Regions from separate parts of the Homo sapiens genome. Here region 2 is linked to region 1. A link is a loop called in an ENCODE intact Hi-C map of the cell type or tissue named here. Cell type or tissue: psoas muscle. All regions are shown on one strand.

Region 1 (2,500 bases):
TGCAGTTTGAAAATGATCACACTTGTAAAGTTTGGGACTTATAGACTTCTTGTTCTGATGTCACGTCCTTGTTCACCAAACAGCTAGCACTCTAGCTTGCATGGGTGTTGCATTGACTTTAATTTATTGAAAAATACAAATTTTTGTAAATATCAGATCAGTGATACTGGTGTTAGTGTTGTAATCAGGTTAAACCCACTTCCATTAAACTTGACAGGACTATAGAAGGATAATATTTTTTAGTTCATGAATTCTACTTTTCAAATATATAAAAGCTGCAGGTGGGGATAAAATCTCATACATGGATTTTTTCGTGTCCGCTGTCTTGTGTACTTTTGTACTTAACCTTGTACAGTTATTTTCATCTCTTGAAACATGAAAGAAATGTTATGTAGATGTTCTTTAGAAGATCTGGCCATTTGGTACATAATCCAGCACAGATAAGCTGGGTGGTAATGATAATAAAAATGGTTTTCTCAAAACTGGTGTTAATTTAAGTTACCTGGGATGTTTCTTTGAATTTGTTTTATAGTTTCTGTAGCATTTGGCAATTGCTGTTAGAAAACACTAGCTAGAAATCCCCTCCCCACCACCCTTTTTAAGGCCAGTTAACTATACTACAGTCAATACCGTGGTGAGCAAAAATGTAAAAGGTGGAAGGAGAAAACTTACTAAAATAGTATGTTTTCCTATTATAAGGGACAGACTTGGTATTCAGTATTTGTCAAATATTACATGTGTTATTCAGGAGATAGATTAATGCATTAAAGGGATGTAAGCACTTTTATTTTAATAAAGTGCCTTATAACAAGTTCTTTGCATGCTTTTTGCTCATTATCCCTTTGAAGTCTTCTCCAGCATAGACTATAAAATATTAAAATATTAGAAATTTTTTTTGTTTGTTTTTTTGAGACAGGATCTTGCTCTGTTGCCTAAACTGGGTGCAGTGGCACAATCTCGGCTCACTGCCAGAGCCTCTGCCCCCCAGGTTCAAGCAATTCTCCCACCTCCACCTCCCATGTAACTGGGATTACAGGCGTACCACCGCACCCAGCTAATTTTTGTATTTTTAGTAGAGGTGGGGTTTTACCATGTTGGCCAGGCTGGTCCTGAACTCCTGACCTCAGGTGATCCACCCTCCTCAGCCTCCCAAAGTGCCGGGATTATAGGCGTGAGCCACTGCAGCCAGCCTAGAAAATGTTTTGTTACTAGATTGAACATAAATCTGGAGCCAAGGGGTGGGGGGGGCCTGCAAAACTTGAAGTTAATTTACTTCAGTTACAGCAAAGTAATAAGGTTTGGCTTTCCTTTGAAAAATCCTTTGGAAAACATCACAGAATGAGAGCACATTACAATCAGGGAAGACTACAGGAATAAGATTGACAGCCTTATTTTAAAAGCTGGAATTAAGTCTTGCCAACTTGCTCATTAGGTATTTTTTTTATACATGAAAATGAAGTAATGGGGTGTTTTCTTTTTTTTTGCTTTCTGTCCTAGGCTGGAGTGCAGTGCATTGCAGCAGGCTCCCCCAGGCTCAAGCAGTCCTCCCACCTCAGCCTCTTGAGTACCTGGGACCACAGGTGCTCACCAACACACCTAGCTTGTTTTTAATTTTTTATAAAGACAAGGTCTTGTTACGTTGCCCAGGTTGGTCTTGAATTCCTGGCCTCAAGCAATCCTCCCACCTCAGGGCTCCCAAAGTGATGGGGTTACAGGTGTGATCCACTTCACCTAGCCAGATTGTAAGATTTTTAATGTACTTTAATAAACCTTTCATTTTCCCAGAGCACAGAAATTCTATGGCAAAATGGCTTTTCACCGTGTTTCAGTGACAAATCTAAGCCTTCTAAGGAAATGACACTATGGATCCTTCATTTCGTGATCATCAACATTTTTCAATTAAGCTCTGCCTTTTTAAATCAATCTTATTAAAAATGTTCATGACCTTCTAAGGCAGTGTGGACGCAAAAGCTTCCTGTGTGTCTACAGTTATTTTAGGAGCTGACCATACATGATGAGTGATACAGCCTGTACTTTGCTCATCTAGAGCAGCACTGTCCAATAAAATATGTGTGTATATGTATATTGGTCCAAGTGATCTTCCCACCTCACTCCCCTGAGTAGCTGGCACCAAAGGCCCATGACAATGTACCTGAGATGGGGTTCTCAGGCTGTTGGCCAGGCTGGTCTCCCACTCTTGGCCTCAAATGATCTGCATCATCTCAGCCTCCCAAAGTGCTACCTGGGATTCAGGTGTGAAGCCACAGTGCCTGGCCTAAGTATTTTATTTCAATTTCTTTTTTGAGTAGCCAAATGCAAATAATTAAAAGATGAAATTACAGTTGTCCCTTGAACACATGGGTTTGAACTTTAGGGTCCACTTACATGCAGAATTTTTTTTTCTTTTTTTCTTTTTTTTTTTTTTGTGAGAGACTCTTTTGCCCAGGCTGGAGTGCAGTTGCATGATCCTAGCTCACTGCAACCTTTGTCTCCTGGGTTC
Region 2 (2,500 bases), 170 kb after region 1:
AAGATATTAGATTACTCTCAGAAATAACAAACTTCAGAGCTTTGTTCACCATTTCACACAGATTTCTGAAGAGAAGGTCTGCTGTTTGAGAGGTGGCAACATGAAGCATGCACGTGCACCCTATGTATACACGCACATGCATGTACTTACCTAAGTACGAACATGCCTACATGGGCATGCTGGTGAACCTGCCTTCCCACATGTCCATACACACACATGCAAACTGCACTCTTTTGTGTGTATACATGCACATGTTTATGACCCACATGTAGTAATTGGTGTCATATGTTTGAGGTGTATTAGTTTTAATAAAACAAGACCAGCAACAAAAAGTAGACAGTATCGTAGTTATAATTGATAGAAACTTCTTGTCTTTACAATTTGAAATCTTTCTGTTCAGAATCTCTCATTCTTTTTCTTTAGAAAGAAAAGTTTGCTGAAGCTTCAGAGGAGGCAGTCTCTGTTCAGAGAAGTATGCAAGGTATGTCTTACCAGAGCGTGTGCAGATTGCTTTAAAAAATATCATTCTTTCATACTGGAGCTGACCTGTGGAGTGCACAGAGTTACACTGCTCGTAGCCTAATTTCACTCTCCTGGAAGTTCCTGCCGTGCTCAGAAAGACTGGCTTCCATTGGTTTCCTGAAGCCTCAAACTCCCAATTTTTTCTTCTTTTAGCTTAAGGCTTGTTCTGTATTAAAATGTAAGTATTCCTGGGAAGAGTGTTATTTATGCTTTCATCATTGATAGCTTTATTGAGTTTTAACTGGAAGGAGGAAAGAGAGATGAGTGGAAAGGGCCTGATGCCTGTCTGAAGTACTGATTCAGGGAGGCCAGAGACAGCGGCAGACCTGCTTCTTTCAGGCTGGACACAGCCATGTGATTTGTAAGGGGACTTTTTAGTATTCCTGTGTTCTCAGATCTCTTGAGCATAATATTTGACTGGGTTGTAAGACAGCCAAGCTCCAGATAGCTTATTAAATATGAAACATATTAAACTTCTAACTTTTATCCTAAATAGAAACTGTAAATAAGTTACACCAAAAGGAGGAACAGTTTAACATGCTGTCTTCTGACTTGGAGAAGCTGAGAGAAAACTTAGCAGGTAAGAAGACATCTCTGGTGACTAAACATTAAATACAGTAGGCTTTCCCGTATTCGAGACAGTTGTAGTATGTTACATAACAAATGTACTATTCAGGCATAGCCTCTTCACTCATCATGGTGATATAACAATGTGATGAAATACTTGTTTGAGATCTGTAACCTCCAGCAAGTCCTCTTTGCTCTGTTTTCACAAGAGCCAGAATCTACCACATCTCACCACTCCCACTGCTATCCTTGCTCCAAGCCAACGGCCATCTTTCATCTGAGCTACCCTGACAGCTGACCCTTGGGGCTCACTGCTGCTGCCTGTGCCGGCTTCGGTCTGTTCTCAACACAGCAGCCACAGCAATCCTTTTAATACGAAGTCAGATCATGTCGCTCCTCTCCTCAAGGTCATCCAGTGACTCCCATCCCACTCAGGGAAAGCCGTGATCCTTACACGATCAGGCCCTATTATCTCTCGGATTTCATCTGGGACCCCCTTCCCCTGTTCATTCCACTCCAACCACTTCAGCCTCCTTGTGGTGCTCAGACGTGGTGGGTGTTCCTTTCTCAGAGCCTGTGCACTTGCTTTTCCCCATTCCCTCACTTCCTTCAGGTTTTCCCTGAAATGTCAGCACCTCAGGGAAGCCCCATCTGAGATTCTAACCTCCTTCCCAGCTCCTTTGCCTGCATTTATTTTCCTTCCTCTTAGCACTTACCGCTATTAATTATATGATTTATTTTCGTTATCTTGCTTATTGTGTGCCTTCTTCACTAGAATGTGATTTTTATGAGGACAAGAATTGCTGTGTGAAAATATTACCAGAGCAAGAATACACTCAGTCAGTTTTTGTTGATATAACACAGCCGTGCTATTCTTTTTTTCTCTATATATTTAGATATGGAGGCAAAATTTAGAGAGAAAGATGAGAGAGAAGAGCAGCTGATAAAGGCAAAGGAAAAACTGGAAAATGACATTGCAGAAATAATGAAGATGTCAGGAGATAACTCTTCTCAGCTGACAAAAATGAACGATGAATTACGTCTGAAAGAAAGGTATATGTGACTGTTGAAAAGAGTGCTGACCTTAGGTTAGGCTCTGCGGCAAGCTCTAGGTGGGAGGGGAGACAAAATGTTTAGGATTGTTACGTTTTAAAGTTTCCCGTCTCTGTTCTTTTCTGTTATTACCTCATTGTGTCCTTGAATCAACTATTTAACCTTCTAAAATGGATTTTACCTATCTTACTTGTCAAGAACAACAGAATTAAGGAATACAATACTATTTATAGACCTTTTGGTGACTTGTAAAGAAAAGATAATAAGGCCGGGTGCGGTGGCTCATGCCTGTAATCCCAGCACTTTGAGAGGCCGAGGTGGGCGGATCACTTGAGGTCAGGAGTTCGAGGCCAACCTG

The links. A loop is a pair of places that touch in the nucleus more often than their neighbours do. Peaks named below come from ENCODE experiments on the same cell type or tissue, not always from the same donor. Only the 100,000 strongest peaks of a DNase experiment are listed, where the experiment ranks them.
Region 2: a loop joins it to region 1, with 2.6 times the contacts of the local background. A loop is called at or near these places in 2 of 110 quality-filtered maps.

Annotation. Positions count from the first base shown.
Region 1 is chr12:122,503,037-122,505,536 of GRCh38, reverse strand. It overlaps RSRC2 (arginine and serine rich coiled-coil 2), which reads left to right. Exons shown (of 10, transcript NM_023012.6): 10 at 1-2,083. The coding sequence ends at 10. Among named protein-coding and RNA genes, the nearest start is that of ZCCHC8, 3.4 kb to the right of the region's middle. RefSeq lists a silencer at 1,268-1,468. In psoas muscle, no CTCF peak of the experiment used is centred here; a DNase peak (open chromatin) is centred at 963; H3K27ac peaks cover 274 bases.
Region 2 is chr12:122,332,629-122,335,128 of GRCh38, reverse strand. CLIP1 (CAP-Gly domain containing linker protein 1) reads left to right here. Exons shown (of 26, transcript NM_001247997.2): 13 at 424-481; 14 at 1,019-1,102; 15 at 1,986-2,142. Among named protein-coding and RNA genes, the nearest start is that of CLIP1-AS1, 62 kb to the left of the region's middle. In psoas muscle, no CTCF peak of the experiment used is centred here; a DNase peak (open chromatin) is centred at 1,398.